2 separate regions of the Homo sapiens genome follow, and region 2 is linked to region 1. The links are chromatin loops, found by intact Hi-C in ENCODE. Cell type or tissue: dorsolateral prefrontal cortex. All regions are shown on one strand. Each heading gives the region's core, and the rest is flanking DNA. Links, peaks and the distances in the headings are about the cores only.

Evidence for each region. Hi-C counts contacts between places; a loop is a spot of excess contacts. Peaks named below come from ENCODE experiments on the same cell type or tissue, not always from the same donor. Only the 100,000 strongest peaks of a DNase experiment are listed, where the experiment ranks them.
Region 2: a loop joins it to region 1, with 3 times the contacts of the local background. A loop is called at or near these places in 11 of 110 quality-filtered maps.

The regions. Positions count from the first base shown.
Region 1 is chr14:77,651,129-77,659,459 of GRCh38, reverse strand. It overlaps the pseudogene COX6CP11. Among named protein-coding and RNA genes, the nearest start is that of SPTLC2, 39 kb to the right of the region's middle. In dorsolateral prefrontal cortex, for the core only: CTCF peaks have their summits at 4,087 and 4,286 (motif pointing left); a DNase peak (open chromatin) is centred at 4,289.
Region 2 is chr14:78,594,422-78,602,752 of GRCh38, reverse strand. The region is part of intron 4 of NRXN3 (neurexin 3); the gene reads right to left. Among named protein-coding and RNA genes, the nearest start is that of NRXN3-AS2, 110 kb to the left of the region's middle. RefSeq lists a silencer at 4,413-4,462. In dorsolateral prefrontal cortex, for the core only: CTCF peaks have their summits at 4,324, 4,527 (motif pointing right) and 6,735 (motif pointing right); DNase peaks (open chromatin) are centred at 4,502 and 6,753; H3K4me3 peaks cover 549 bases; H3K27ac peaks cover 3,269 bases.

The sequences.
Region 1 (8,331 bases), core at 247-8,246:
CAACATAGCAAGACCCTGTCTCTACAAAATATTATAATAATAATAACAAATTAGCCAGGCATGGTGGCATACACCTGTAGTCCCAGCTACTTGGGAGGCTGAGGTGGGAGGATTGCTTGAGCCTGGGAGGTCGAGTCTGCAGTGAACTATGATCGTGCCACTGCTCTCCAGCCTGGGCAACAGAGAAAGACCCTATCCCCCCAAAAAATTAATTAAATTTAAAAAAAGAAAAAGGTCTAAGAAGAGTGGGATCAACAGAGAGGTGATGGTGACAGTTTCAGTTGTCCTTTGCTGCATGACAAACTTAGAGTCTTAGAACAATAACTTGTTATTTTTCCTGATTCTGTGGGTTGGCTTGGTAGCTCCTCGACTAGGTTCCCCTGAACTCACTGATGCAGCTGCATTCACCTAGTGCTGGCTGCCAGCTGGGCTTCCCCAGGTGCCCACATGGCCTCTCATCACCCAGGAGGCTAGAGTGGCTTCTGTGGTGTCCCAGGACAGCAGTCCAAGACCACCAAAGCAGAAGCAGCAGGAGTCCTGAAGGCCGAGGCTCTAGAACTCAACAATATCATGTCTGTCATGCTCTGCTGTTCAAGGCAAGTCAGAAGTTAGCCCGGTTTCAAGGGATGAGGAAACAGACTGAAACTCTTGGTGACATGCATGGCACAGCTACGTTGCCAAAGGGCCTATGGATTGGGATAGGGAGAATCTGTAGCCATGAAACAAACAACTGTCATGGGCACCTCTCACTTTTTACTCTATGCAATTCTGTACTTTGCGTTCAGGTTTTCCTTGTGTAAATTTGAAGAAAAAAATAAGTGGAAGAGTGAATCTAAGAGAGAAAAGCAAGAATGATGAGGATTTTGTAGACACATAATTTAGATAGAAATATCAAAGATGACCTAAAGGCTACCAGCCTTGAATACTAACTCATAGCAAGCTTTTTGTTTTTCAAATCAACTGTGAAGAAGAGAGGATTGGAATATCCAAGGGTGGAGATGCAACGACATTGACTAGTGATTCAGTGGGTGAGAAGCATGAATTTTAAAGAGCAGCAGAAGAAAGTATAGCTATTTCACTGGATTCCCATTTTACAGGAAATAAATGTAATCAGCCTTTGAAATAGCTATACATATGCAGAAGATGTATATATTATCACCAAGCTATCAAAATGGATGGCAGGTTTTTCATTTTCTGCTGGCTCACTGCCTCTTCTTGCTGGACATTAAGTAAATTCCAGAACCACATTCCCACCCATAAAACAAAAGGATCCTCCCTTAGAAAGTATTTGTTTTGTTTTGTTTTGTTTTTTTAAGTGAAGATTTCACACTCATACAACATTCTTGCAAAGTTGGTTTGTTCCATCCGCATGGATGATTTAACAAAACAATAGCCTCAAAGGCTTGGACAAGGCCGGGCGCGGTGGCTCACGCCTGTAATCCCACCACTTTGGGAGGCCAAGGCGGGCGGATCACCCGAGGTCGGCAGTTCGAGACCAGCCTGACCAACATGGAGAAACCCTGTCTCTACTAAAAATACAAAATTAGCCAGGCATGGTGGCACATGCCTATAATCCCAGCTACTGGGGAGGCTGAGGCAGGAGAATCGCTTGAACCTGGGAGGCGGAGGTTGTGGTGAGCCGAGATCGCACCATTGCACTCCAGCCTGGGCAACAAGAGTGAAACTCCATCTCAAAAAAAAAAAAAAAAAAAAAAAAGGCTTGGACAAAGACGGCCAGGAAAAAAGAAAATGAAACCTTATTCTCAAAATAGCAAGTTCGTTGGAAGCATCATGATTCTCTCTGTGTCCTGAGTCAGGGCCTTGTCTATATGCAGCACCGTGGAAAGCCTCAAGTTAACAGAGAGTTCCCAGGACACAGTAGGGACAGGCAGAAGAATAAGACGATCAGAAAAACACCAGGGATGCAGAAGTCATCTGGTCACTGACCCCACAAGGAAGAAAGATGTCATGGGCAGAGGACAGGACCACTGATGTAAGGAAAGGATATGACGGGGGAACCGTCTTCCTCATTTCTGATGTTTCCTTCCTGCAAAGGAAGCTTAATGAGTGGAACTTCCGGAACTCTCTCTGCCCCACTGCTCCCTCCTCTCCTGGTGGGTGTGGGGGAGGAGCAGTGACTGTTCCCACTGGTTTTTTGGTGGGGAGGGGAGGAAGGTTGTTTGTTTGTTTGTTTGTTTGAGACAGGTTCTTGCTTTGTTGTCCAGGCTGCAGTGCAGTGGCATGATCATGGCTCACTGCAGCCTCCGCCTCCTGGGCTCAAGCAATCCTCCCACCTCAGCCTCCCGAGTAGCTGGGACCACAGGCATGCACCACCACACCCAGCTCATTTTTCTATTTATTGTAGTGATGGGGTTTCACCATGTTGCCCAGGTTGGTCTCGTACTCCTGGGCTCAAGTGATCTGCCCACATCACCCTCCCAAAGTGCTAGGATTACAGGTGTAAGCCACCATGCCCAGCCTGTTCCCACTGTTAATTTTGAGAATACCTGGGTATCTTTGGCTCAGATCCATACTTTTGTCTCTGTTGGGCATGATTCCACCTGTTGAGAAGTTTTCTCCCCTTCTTCATGCTTCTACTCTGCAAGGGGAGGTCTCTGCTCCACCCAGTGTTCCTTGGGTCTGTGTGGGTATCCACCTAAATTCTGGGGTTTGGGATTGTCAGGCTCAATTGGCTTAAGTCACATCCTGCAATTTGGCCTCTTATCACTAATGAAAGTGCTATTTCACCTTCCATATTTACTTTTTGTTTTATTTCTTGGCTGCAAAACCCAGGAAAAAATAAGAGAGTGTCCTCTTGAAGCCTGTATCAGTTGTTTATTGCTGGAAATATGGCCACATTTACTTAAAACGATGAATCTTTATGTTCTCACACAGTGCCTCTGGGAGCAGCTTGCCTGAGTGGTTGGTGAGGCTCAGGGAGGCTCAGGAGGTTACAGGCAGGACGTTGGTCCAGGCCGCAGTTGTCTGAAGCTTGATGCGGCTGGGGCATCGGCTTCCAACCTGGCTGAGGGCAGAAGGCCTCAGTTCCACACACGTGGGCATCTCCACAGAGCTGCTGCATGTCCTCATGACATGGCAAGGGTCTTCCCTGAGCAATGATCCAAGTAAGAAAGAACAGGAAGTTCCAGTGCCTTTTGTGACCTAGTTTCTGCAGTTGCACACCATCACTTTTGCTTTATGTTTTTAGAAGCCAGTCTCTGAGTCTACCCCAGGAGAAGAATTAGGCTCCCCATCTTCAGGAGAGCAGCAAAGAACTTGCAGATCTTTCTTAAAACCACAGAGACCTCGATAAAGGAAAAGTAACTGGGCTCTCATACAAGAAGCTGGTCCAGAGTTGGAGAAAGAGAAGCCATTCCTGCTGGGCGCGGTGGCTCATGCCTGTAATCCCAGCACTTTGAGAGGCCGAGGCAAGCAGATCACCTGAGGTCAGGAGTTCGAGACCAGCCTAACCAACATGGAGAAACCCCATCTCTACTAAAAATACAAAATTAGCCGGGCATGGTGATGCATGCCTGTAATCCCAGCTACTCGGGAGGCTGAGACAGGAGAATCACTTGATCCTGGGAGGCGGAGGTTGCGGTGAGCTAAGATCGCACCATTGCACTCCAGCCTGGGAAACAACAGCAAAACTCTGTCTCCAAAAAAAAAAAGCCATTCCTTCAAACAGCTCTTACTGAAAACCCGCTAACTGCTCGGCTTTGTGCGGGATGTAGCCTGTGAAGGCAGAAATACTACAAGATTCTTTTGCTCGAGGTCTGAGTGAGAGAACACATCCTTAAGAGACGCTCTCCTTTGCTCTAGCCCTCCCTATCAGCCCAAGGGAAGTGCCTGCCCAGAGACCTTGGCCTCCTTGCGCTCTGAGGACCCAGGACCCCAACATCCTCTTCCCAAGTGGCCCCGAGCCTGCTTCTCAGCCTCTGCAGCCTCATCCTCAAGTTCATCCTCCCGCCTGTGTACACACCCCCAAGCCCAGGGCAGCTCTTGGTGGGAACTGGCCAAAGCTTAGCCCTGCAGGCTGGGCTGTGGAGTGCCCACACTCATGGTGTGGGTCTGAGGCAGGGCAGGAGGAGAAGGAGGCCTCACCTCCTGGAAAGGAGATGACGCACAGAGGTCTAGGTCTCCACAGTACATCGGGGTGTTCCTTTCCTTCCTCCTCTTACCTGTAATCTAGCAAGTGTATGCAGGGGCTGCATGCCTCTTCACAGCCCAAGACTAGCAGCCAGCCCCTCAACAATAGGTGGGTGTGGTGTCACTTCTGAGCCCAGGCCTCCCTCTAGTGACCAGTCGGGAGACAACAGCCAGAGGCTCTTTGCTACTCTCCTGCACCTCTTCCAGAACCTGCTTTCCAGAACACAGATCTGATCCTGTTGTTCCTGGCTTAGAAACCTCAAAAGCAAAGAGCAAAACCTCCCAAGCTCCCTGTGTTCCCACATGCCTTTAAGTCCCTTAGCCTGCTTTATGTTATCCCAGGGCCAGCCAGGAGGCCCTTCCAGGTTTAAGCCAGCCTATATCTCCAGGATGGCTCAGAGCCAGCTTCCAGCACACACACACACACACACACACACACACACACACACCCCTCCCTCCACCACCTGTTACACACAGACCTCTGTCCACCACCTGTTACACACACACATACACGTCATCTCTGCTACATAAAGTGCACATACACACGTTTGAATTCTGCAACCCCTCTCCCACCCGCTCTGCTACACACACACACACACACACTGTCATCCTCCACTGCCACACTGTTTGCCACACCAAACACACCATAGATTCCCTGCCTCCTTTTTTTTTTTTTTTTTTTGATACGGAGTCTGGCTGTGTCACCCAGGCTGGAGTGCACTGGCACGATCTTGGCTCACTGTAACCTCCGCCTCCTGGGTTCAAGCAATTCTTGTGCCTCTCTTTTGCTGACAATTAACCACCCACCTTTGTCCATCAATCAAACAAACCTTGACTCCTCCATAAAGACTCACGTAACAGCTTCTTTGTGGCTTGCTCCAGCCCCTGTGAGAGTTAACAGTGGCTCCTTGCTGGTTCCTGAAGCACTTTTGTGCAGAACAATCGCTAACATCTATTGAGCCCTTAACGCCAGCTGAAGGCTCCACAGGGATTACCTCATGTGGTCTCACAGTAACCCTCAACGCCAGGCGCTGCTGTCATCCTCGTTTTACAGATGTGGCAAAGGAGAAGAGAGGGGCTAAATCATGGGCCCGAGGTGACCCGGGGAGCAAGAGCTGTGTGGTGCCCACGTGCTCCCTGGGCCAGGGCTCTTCAGCAGGCGCCCTTGCTTCCTGCCCGCTGAGAGCCCCTTCAGAGAGAGGCCTGTTCTCCTGCCTCTGAATGCCCAGCATGAAGCACCACAGCCCTGTGCTTGGAGCCTGCTAGACCCACCACGCATTTCCTGGATTGAATGGCAGGCAGGAAGAGCTAGCTCTGCCTACTACCATCTTTCTCAGGCCCTTCGTGTCTGAACCCTGATTCTAAATCTCCCACCTACAGCCAAAAATCTTGTTTCCCTGCACAGAGCCAGTCAGATATACTTAGCAAATGAAGGCAGAAGCTGTGGGCACAGTTTGCAGTGTAAGGACAAGGTATAAGTTGGGGCTAGTTATCAAAACAGCTGATCCTCCATTCCCCACCTCTAACCTAATTAGCCCCAAACCAGCCAGGAGTTGGCACTCATCCCCAGGTGCTCCCTCAGGACTCCAGCGTGTCCCAGAGGGCTGCCTCCCTGACCCAGGGCCCCGTCCCTGCTGCCCTTCCTCCTGCCACTGGGGGAGCAGCCTGCCTTCGTCCCCTCTCCTTACTTCCTTTCTTGCCGCTTTCCTGTCTTCTGTCTTCACTCACTTTAACTTAGGCAACATGCATTAAATAAACTCCTTTTTGGCTCACCTGGAGTGCTCATTTGCTAAGTTGCATCCGTTTCCTCTTTTTTTTTTTTTTTTTTTTTTTGAGATGGAGTCTCACTCTGTCGCCTAGGCTGGAACGCAGTGGTGTGATCTCGGCATGGCAATTCTCCTGCCTCAGCCTCCTGAGTAGCTGGGACTAGAGGCGCCCGCCACCACGCCTGGCTAATTTTTGTATTTTTGGTAGAGATGGGGTTTCACCATGTTGGCCAGGCTGGTCTCAAACTCCTGACCTCAGGTGATCCACCTGCTTCAGCCTTCAAAGTGCTGACATTACAGGCATGAGCCACTGCACCCAGCCCTTTTCTTCCTTTTCTTCAAAGTGGAAATACAAGGTCTCTTTGTTCTTCTGGATTATGACAGTAGTATGGTTTTCCTGCAAAAAATTCAAACACAGCCGTCCATTTTCCCATCAGCCAAGAAGGACGTTGTTGTTAAGGCTGGCATACCTATCAAGGACAGTAACTGCCATGGCTTCCGGTGCTTTGACGAAACCCGATGCGTGGCCTTCTGGCCAAGCACCTGTGCTTTCATCTTGTTTGAGAACTCATTGTATCTGCGGGGGTCGCAGCTCTCTATAAGTTTGCTGTGGCTGAACCAAGAAAAAAGACATACACAGATTTCTACAGTAATTATGAGTTCAATGAAAGATTTTTGAGGAAATGAGGAAGGCTGGTATCTTTCAGAGTGCAAAGTGATTTGGGAATATAAAAAATTTATTTGAGTTGCATCACCTAGAAGTTTGTCACTGACTTGTGTTCTTGAACTAGAAACATGAATGTGTGGGCTAAGAAATAGTTTCTCTTGATAAAGAAACAACATATTTTTTAAAAAATCGAAACACAGGCCAGGTGCGGTGGCTCATGCCTATAATCCCAGCACTTTGGGAGGCCAAGGCGGGCGGATCACCTGAGGTCAGGAGTTTGAGACCAGCCTGACCAACATGGAGAAACCCCATCTCTACTAAAAATGTAAAATTAGCAGGGCATGGTGGCCCATGCCTGTAATCCCAGCTACTCAGGAGGCTGAGGCAGGAGAATCACTTGAACCTAGGAGGCGGAGATTGCAGTGAACCGAGATCACACCATTGCACTCCAGCCTGGGCAACAAGAGCGAAGCTCCATCTCAAAAAACAAACAAACAAACAAACAAACAAAACCACAAATGTTTAAAGTAGAAAGTGAAAGTGGTCAGCCATCCCACTACAAGATAACCAGTGTTTTCAGTTTGGTTTATAGCATTCCAGATTAGCATGTGTGTGTATGAGTTTGTCATTTTACGTTTTTTTTTGTTGTTGTTGTTGTTTTTGGAGACAGAGTCTTGCACTGTTGCCCAGGCTGGAGTGTGGTTGCAGGATTTCGGGTCACTGCAACCTCTGCCTCCTGGATTCACGCAATTCTCCTGCCTCAGCCTCCCGAGTAGCTGAGACTACAAGCATGCACCACCATGCCTGGCTAATTTTTGTATTTTGGTAGAGACAGGTTTTGCCATGTTGGCCAGGCTGGTCTCCAACTCCTGACCTCAAGTGATCCATCTACCTCAGCCTCCCAGTGTGCTGCGATTACAGGTGTGAGCCACCGTGCCCAGCCTAGTTTGTCATTTTACTTTAATTTGAATCATAAATGAAAATCTGTCTCTCTCTCTCTCTCACGGTAATTTTATTCCAGCAGCCCTAGGTTGAAATCACAATGCTGCTACAAGGTCTTAGTCAAAAGCCACCCAGAATCATTCCGACAGAATGCTCTGGTTTCAGTTGGGGAGGAATCAGACAAGGTAGTATTGGAACCTTTCCTTCCAGAGGACTCCTAAGGTCCTTAGAGCAACTAGTCATACAAGCTCTACATATAGGCCGGGTGAAGTGGCTCACGCCTGTAATCCCAGCACTTCGGGAGGCCAAGGCGGGTGGATCACCTGAGATCAGGAGTTCGAGACCAGCCTGACCAACATGGTGAAACCCCATCTCTACTAAAAATACAAAAATTAGCCAGGCGTGGTGGCGGGCGCCTGTAATCCCAGCTACTCAGGAGGCTGAGGCACAAGAATCGCTTGAACCCGGGAGGCGGAGGTTGCAGTGAGCCGAGATCGTGCCACTGCACTCCAGCCTGGCAACAGAGCAAGATTATGTCTCAAACAAAAAAGCAAAACAAGACGAAAAAACTCTACATATAAAATGGCCTTTTCTAACTCATGGGAAAGTCTTTTTACACCATTTTCCCAGAACAAGACTTCTATTTACTCATATTTACCAAAACTAAGAGATCCATTGGCATCACGTTTCCCCCTGTAATAATAAAATATCACCATACTCAGGTAATTTGCTGGCTTCCCTTCAGAACAAAGCAGAGGATGGCAGGGTACTGGGAGGCAGCGGGGACTCACTTTAGCAGACGTTCAT
Region 2 (8,331 bases), core at 238-8,237, 940 kb before region 1:
CAGCCACCACTCTCTGCCCTCATGGGCCGGTGTGGGTGTTCAGAGTCTTGAGAAATCAGAGTAGGAATTTGCTTCTAGCTGGGCTTCAACCCCTGGAAAAAAGACCATTATGCCCAGACCAGAAACTGACCTCTGCGGGACTGGAGAGGTCTTGGAGTTGTCTGGAGACACTACAGCTGCTCCTGGGTAACAACATTACTCTTTCAACTAAAGCTACACTGACCCAGAGTGATACATCAGACATGAAAAGGCAAAACAATTACTCAGTTCACTTTCCTCTCCCAGGGGTTCAGTCTCTGCTGCCATCAGTAATAAGGAAGGACGTCAGGTGCCCTAGAAAGAAAGCCAAGAAGAGAGGAAGGCAGGAGTGAGGAAATAACAATTCAGACTCCAAAATCCAGTACATGGGCCACCTGGGAGGAGAATGCTTTGCTTGCTTTTGAAGGTAGAGTTCCTTGGAATTTAAAAAAAAAAAAAAAAAAAAAGGCTAATGTGAAATGCAAACCAAACCAGAGAAGCCTATATACCCTACATGTATTCAGAAAGAAAATTGTTTTCTGAAGGTGATAGCACCAGTAGTGATTTCTGGAGAATTAATCACTGTGAGTGTTTGAAAGGAGGATGATAGAAGACCTTGAAACTCCTTGTGAGCTACAGGTCAGCGCCCATCTCAGATGACTTCACAGTGATGCATGCAGAACAGCAAATCTTAAACCTGTAGTTCATCCAAGAATGCCAACCTGACATAGGCAATCAACTCCAAAGTGACTGATAGCATTTTCCTAACCTTAGAAATGACCAGACTTTCCAAGGTAAAATATTTATCTTTGAGGAGACACTCAATGAGGGAGAAATTTAACTGAGCATGTTATGAACCAAGACTGGAGGGAGAATAAATAGCATAAACCTTTTTACCAGTTGTATTTACTCTGATAAGCAAAATGGACCAAGATGGCAGAAGATGAGGGTGCCAAAAAGAGTTCATTTTCAAAGAATCAAGGCCAGGCACAGTGGCTCACACCTGTAATCCCAGCACTTTGGGAGGCCGAGGTGGGTGGATCACGAGGTCAGGAGATAGAGACCATCCTGGCTAACATGGTGAAACCCTGTGTCTACTAAAAATATACAAAAAATTAGCCGGGCGTGGTGGCGGGTACCTGTAGTCCCAGCTACTTGGGAGGCTGAGGCAGGAGAATGGCGTGAACCCAGGAGACGGAGCTTGCAGTGAGCCGAGATCATGCCACTGCACTCCAGCCTGGGCAACACAGTGAGATTCCATCTCAAAAAAAAAAAAAGAATCAGTACTTTTCAGGCTATAGAAAGATGAGAAACTTGCATGAAGGACCACCCTCATAAGCTCGCCATCATAGGAAATGTATGGTCATAAAGAAACCCTATATTTTACTCACAAAATTGGCATATGACCAAAAAGAATGGCTCTGGGTATCAGTTGAGAACTTCGGAAAGTGAAGTCATTGCAAATGGATTTTTTTTTAAGCCAAAAGTTTTTGTTATAGTCACTGATATTATTATTATTGCTACAGTCAGTGATATTACTGAAGTAGTGTGTTGGAAGGTTATCCACAAGAATGCAGATTTCATTAAAATAAAATTCAGCTGCAAAACTGTATCCAGGTTTTCTTTCAGGGATTAGCATGCAGGTCCTGGACACATGGAGGCAGATATCAAAGGCCAGATCAAGGTGATGAAACCCTGAACTAGGGCAGTAAAGTAGACATGGAGAGGAAGAGTCTGTCTGGAAAGATATTTGAGAAGTAGAATTGTAAGATCTGGTGACAGATTCGTGGTAAAAGGCAAAAGGAGAGATGGGGTTGAGCAAGGGGAAAAGGTCTAGGTTAATACCAAGTGATAGAATGGATGGAAGTTTTTCATTCTTCCATTTCTATACTTCTAATGAGAAATAGAGAAGTGACTTTTGTGGAGCAGAGGATAAATTCAGGTTTAGATGTTTGTTGTTTGAGGTTCTTGTGGGACAAGTAGGTAGAGATGTCTAATAGAAAGCTGGGGACACATGTCCAGAGCCCTGGAGGGTGATCTGGGCTGCCAATTTGGAGTTGAGGCTCATTAACATTAAGGTGGTAGAGATTGTCCAGAAAGATAATGTTGGGGGAAGACAAGGGAGTCAAGGACAGAACCTTCAGGAGCACAAGTCCTTGATAAGCAACAAAAGGAAGCAAATCATTAAAGGTGAATGAAGAAAGAGGACAATCAGGTGTCACAGAAGCCAAAATAAAGCAGATCTACCTCTTGGGAGATGTGGTTTTATGACTCCTCAAATCTGTAATTAGGTACAAACATTGGGAACGGTATTAAATGGAGCTGGGGGAGCCCAAAGGGACAAGAGACACACATTTTTGACTTTATGACAGTATTGTAGTAGGGAAGGTCATATGAGTGTAAGATACATATCTATAAGGTGGGGCTCTTTTAGCACCAGCTGATAGGAGCCACCTGTTCTCTTCAAAGTCCCAGCCATCTTTCCCTATTTGTGGTGCTGTATAACAACCAAATTGGGAGTGAAAAAGCTGGGTCAAGAGTAGGTGTGTCAGGTACTAGAGTGGTTCCACTGTCGGATACCCAAGACCAGCATCAATCCAGGACAAAACTGGGTAATAAATGAATGTGTCCCTCTGCCCCCCTCGGTCACCTGTCCTCCCAATTGGCACTCCCTCTCTTATGTGTCTAAGGGACACGTGGCTGAACCCAGTTTATAGTGGTGCTTCTGCCAACTGTGAGCTGAGGAAGAGTGGCATGACTTGCAGTGCAGTGAAGTGCTTCCAGAAATTTCTTAAGTCACTTTATTCTGCCTATCACCTGGCCCAGCCTATAATGATAGCTGGTGGTACTCCATCTTCCCCACCACCAGGCAGCAAGCTTTTCATGGGACCCTTTTCCCTCCTATTATTTCTTTTTTTCCCTATCCATTTAACCCTGTCCCAGCAAATACTTTAGAACACCACAAGTATCTCTGGCACTTTGGCTCATGAGGGCTTTTAAAGCTAAAGAAATTTTTGAATAGTGTAAAAAAAGAGTGATCTGGTTGAAAACTAATGTTAGGCTGTAGGGACAAAAAATCTGCAGGACTGGGTGAATGACTACTGAAATGGAGTTTAACAGTGTCAGGGGTTGGAGGGGTACAGGAAAAGGAATCAATGGTGATCCTGAAGGTTGGAAGACCAAGAAGTGTACAGACAAAGCATGTAAGTTTGGATTTTGTAGAACTATCTATGTAACGCTGACTTTTAGGTAAATTGTCACTCGAAGGCACCAGATTGCTATGTGTTAACTATAGACTGAGAAATAAGACTAAATTTCTATTATGAAGCAAGAAAGGTAATTCAAGCTCCTCATTTTCAAAGGAAGAAATGCAACACGCTATAAAGCATATCATTTAAACCCTCAATAGCTTTGCCAGCATAAGTTGCATTCTAAATGTCTGTAGGTGGAAAGCCGCTAGGTTTCAAAGATGCCCTCTTCGATGCCATGAAATGTGCTATTTCCCCTCATTTCCTTTCCATGAGTTAAACTCTTGGAAGAGGAAGTAGAAGGAGGGAAGTTTTGCCCAGTAAATTGGGGATTCTTGTCCCAAAGGGTAAAAGAAGCTGATATAGTAAACTGAGTTTTGTCCCTGCATGCTGCATCTCTTCTCATTCCACTAACCTCTTCAGCCTCTCCATAAATTAATCCTCTTGTATTATTGCCTGTTACAAAGGGCAACCGTCAGGGTAAGAAGACCCTACTAAGAACTCTCTGCCTGAGCCCAACATCAACAATGCCCATATGATCTTCAGCAATCCAGCTTTTTTATTGTAACCAGAGACCAGAGTTCTAACCTTCTTGAAATAATCTCCACCTAGACCCACCTTCCAGTTTATCTGAGAACTCACTTAAAGACTACACCACAATAACACATTCTGCAAAGACCCCGCGTCCCAGAGATGGCACATACCCCAGACTGCCTTGCTCCTCTGCAAACCTTAGCCAATTACCGAGATATTGGCTCCCTCTGCTACAACTACATATAACCCTGTCTTCAAAGCCAAATGTTAAAAAGCCTCATCCATATTAACCAGCTCCCTTTGGGAAGTGATAATTGGAAAACCACATAATGATATCTGTTTGCTAGAGAAAACATCTAACTGAGGCAGAAGTGACACAGCAAATGTGTGACTGCGAGAGCAGACCCCAGGTGCCTTAGCTGCCCCAAAACATGGACATGCGACCGCAGAAGAGGCAGGAGCGTCCCAGCGCTGCAGCTGGTACAGGGTTACTCTAGACGAAACAGGCCCTCTGTGTTACAGATCTGACTTCCAGAAATAGGAAGGATGATGCTCTTTCCCTCCCTCCCTCTCTCTCTCTCTCTGCAGAATCTCAGGTCAGGAGTTGTGCTGAAAGAATCCCGAGCCCCCTTGGCAGTCAGTGTCCCAGGAACCCTTGCTCACGTGTCAGCGGCACCACCAAGCCAAGTCTGAGGGGGTGCTGGGTATGCTACTGCATTCTAGCCACTAGAGGGCAACAGAGTCACATCCACGCCTCTGGCTCTGGTTCCATCACCTGAAAGAAGAGTAAACTGCACACAAATCACTGCCATGTTCCTCAAATTGAAGGCTACAGTAATTATCCATGAAAATGAGGAATGCAGAATCTACTACTCTGTAAGGCTGTCTGGGCTTTGCTTTATTTTGTCAACTTGCCCTTCAAGGTGGCCCAGAGCTGTGAAGCAGAGACCTTTTGAGTTCTGCATCATCGAGGGTGAGTCTTAAAGTCCTCCTGCTTTTAATCCTGATGGTGCTGGCAGCTGTAACCCACCCTTCCTGTCTTTCTGAGATGGCAACAATATGCCAAGAGGGATCAACTAGCCGTGGTCATCACGTGCATCTTCTTGAACCACAGATACCCTTGCATCCCCTTGACTCATGGCCACTGTTTATATGTCTTCATGAAAGGACATTGAAATATGGGAAAATACAGAGCTGGGTGGTAGGTGAGAAATGACGAAGAGGAGGCTTCCTTGAACAAAATGGAAAGAAGAAAAGCCATCCCCAGTCCATAATCTTATTGTTAGTAGGGCCCTTGGAGATATCCAGTCCAATACCTCAGCTTCACGGGCAGAGGATCTAAGGCCCTGAGAATTCTGATTGCTCTCCAAGGTCAAACTATTGAATGGCAGAGCCAGATTGAGGCCTGAGGCCTCCAAGGTCCTTGCTATATTCTTTCCTGTACCCCATGAAGCTTCTATTGGGTCCTTTGTAAGATGCAAGATGGGGATGGAGATAAAAACTGGAAAAAAAACAAAGAAAATAGATTCTTCAGTTTTTGTAATCAACATGTAGTAATGTAGGATAAATTTAAGACAATATTACTTCTCCCTGGAAAAAATAGGATTCTATCTTTAATTGTAGAACGAAAATATTTTCTCTTAAAGGAATTTCAGTCATCAGTACAGTGTGGAGGGGTATTTTATTTAGGGAGCTCATCTACATATTTTTAAAGTCAGACACTAAGCTCACCTTTTCCTCACCCTCCTTATCAGCTGATCCTGCATTTATTCCAGCTTCTCAGACCACCTCATCCCCGACACAGTCTTCTCCAGCAGTATGCTGGCCTGGATCAGATGGTCAGATTATGCCCTCAGGATCTTTCCTAACCTTTCAGAGCAGAAAAAGAAAAAGTAAAGAGGAAACCCCCAGGATACTCTCTCTCTGTTGATCAGGGATCCTGGGACTCTCCCAGCCCTCTTTGCACTACTCAGTGTCAAATAACAACGAACGTTTTTGCAGCTTTCTCTTTGCTATTTGATCTCCTATAGCCATCACTTGAGCTATTTTCTCTTCATTTTCATTAATTAATTATTCTGTTTAGACTGTGCCCTCAGAGCTCTGGCAGGGGTGGGAGGAGGATAACAACTTTATTAATGCAGTTATTATATTACTCCTAAAGGCAATGATGATGCAAGGAAGTGAACAAAGGAGAGTTGAGTAACTGAATAAGATGCCATGTGTCTTCCCACCTCACTTTAATCATTCCCAAGTGTCTCACTGGCCATTTTCTACCGCATGACCTCTTGAGGTCCCTTACAGTTCTCTCTATGGCTCTTTAAGACTGTAATGTACAGAATTCTAATGGTTCAGCAAATTGGTGTTGTCAGGGGCAGAATGATGATTTCATTTTATTCATGATATAAGAATTAGTAATAACACACGTATATAGTACTTTTATGAAAGCACTTACACATCACTGACTTCTCACAGCAAACCTGAGAGGTGGCAGGAGGAGGTATTTTCACCTCCATTTTACAGATGGGGAAGCCACAGCACAGAGGGTTAACAAGCACCTCCCACTAGGCTGATGCAGTACCACACCAGAGCTTCACCCTCCCCACCCCACGTCCAAGGGACTCACTTGCCTGGAGATCAAGCTTTCCACCTCCCTTCACTAACCATTTAATAAATAGTGAAGAGAGCTTGGGAAAAAAATCAGCATCCAAATGGAATCTTAAATTTCCATTATGACTTTAGTCCTGTATCTAGAGATCCAGTGTGTAAGTAACCCCGAGGGCAGCCATAGAAGGAAGACAGAGGAAGCAGAGAGCAGTGAGCACTGTAAGACTTTAATCGAAGGTTTCTCAACCTCAGCACTATTGACATCTGGGGCCAAATAATTCTTTGCTGTGGCACTGTCATGTGCGTCGTAGAACATTTAGAACCTCATCCCAGGTCTCTACCCACTAGATGTCAGTAGCGCTCCCCACCCATCCCCAGTGTGACAAGGAAAAACGTCTGCAGCTATGCGAATTGTCCCCTTGGGGTCTAAAATTGCTGTTGGTTTAACCCATGATATTATGATATGTAGCCTGTCTCAATATCTCTCTCTCCTCTGCCACCCCCTTTCCCAGGAATAGTTTGATGAGTTATTCATCCTCAATGGAGATGGCCAAAGTTCCATCTTTCTTAGGAGTTTGGACCTCAATTCTACGTCTCCCCAAAAGAGCCATCTTGGGAGAGTTGCCTTATCTCTTACAGCCTCAGTTTCCTCCTTAGTCAAATGCAAATTATAGCATCCATCTTGCAGATTTTTATAGGGATCAAACAAGACAATGTCTACAGAAGCCAAGAATAGGATCTGGGTCAAAGAAAACATTCAGATATATAGCCAGTGTGATTTGGAGGAAAGAAAGGGTTTGGGTGAATGGAAATAACTGAGGATGATACCTCTTTAGGGAGAGTTTGCATCTGCCACCCCCCAGTCTACCTTGCTACAAGACACTGCCAGGAGTCAGCAATCCAGCAGAGTTACTGTGTGCCTGGGGAAAGGAGGCGACCTTACTCCCACGAGTGCACAGGACTGTACTAGCTCAATGACAAGCTCTGCTTCTCTCTGAGTGGCAAAGCAGAAGTTGTCCTTAACCACTGGGATATTTCTTCTTAGGTATTCAACCCTGTGGCCTTCCCTAAAGCTTCATATTGTAATTAATTTCTGGGGCCAGCAGGGAGTTTTCTCCTAGAACTTCTCATGGCCATATTGGCTTCACTGATGTCTCAGCTAAAATGTTACCTCTTTACAGAGGTCATCCCTGACCACCCAACTACAGTTGCCTCAATCACTAGCCACCCTGTATTTCATTATCCTCTTTCATTTTCTTCTTAGCTCTCTTGCTTTTTGTCTGTATCTCCCTTTACAATGTTAGCTTCATGAGACCAAGGACTTTGTTCTGCTCACCACCATAGCCTATACATTTAGAACATTGTCAGAACTGCCGTAAAGAGTCCAGAATATTTATTGAATAAGTAAGTAAATTTATTTATTAACTCAAAGATGTGGAGTTACTCCTGTGGTACTGACACTAGAAGACAATAGGTAGTTATTATTTATGTAATTGATCTGAAATGTTCATGGGGAACCAACTGTGATTCCTGGTAGCTGCTATTCCTCAGAAGACTTTTTTTGAGAGGCCAGTTTTCTCCTGGAACAGGAGTCTTATTAAAGAGAAGAAAGCATAGCCCACAGTGGCCTCTTGAATTCCTCCATCCTTCGTAGCGGACATTGCCAATGACACAAAGTCATAGGAAATGGACTGGAATGGGGAGATTGAGTGTGGACTTCTGGCCCAAATATGAATCTAGAACTGTGCTTAGGAAAGACCCTGAGAAGGTTTATATCATTAAAGGGAAGCCATCGGTTACTGAGAAAACCATCCTAATCCTCAAGAGTAGTTGTATTGACCATCACTCACCATGACCTGGGTAAGTGGTTCTGAGGTCCAGACCCTCATTTTCAAGCTTCTTTGCCCTCCCCACTAAGAGATCCCCA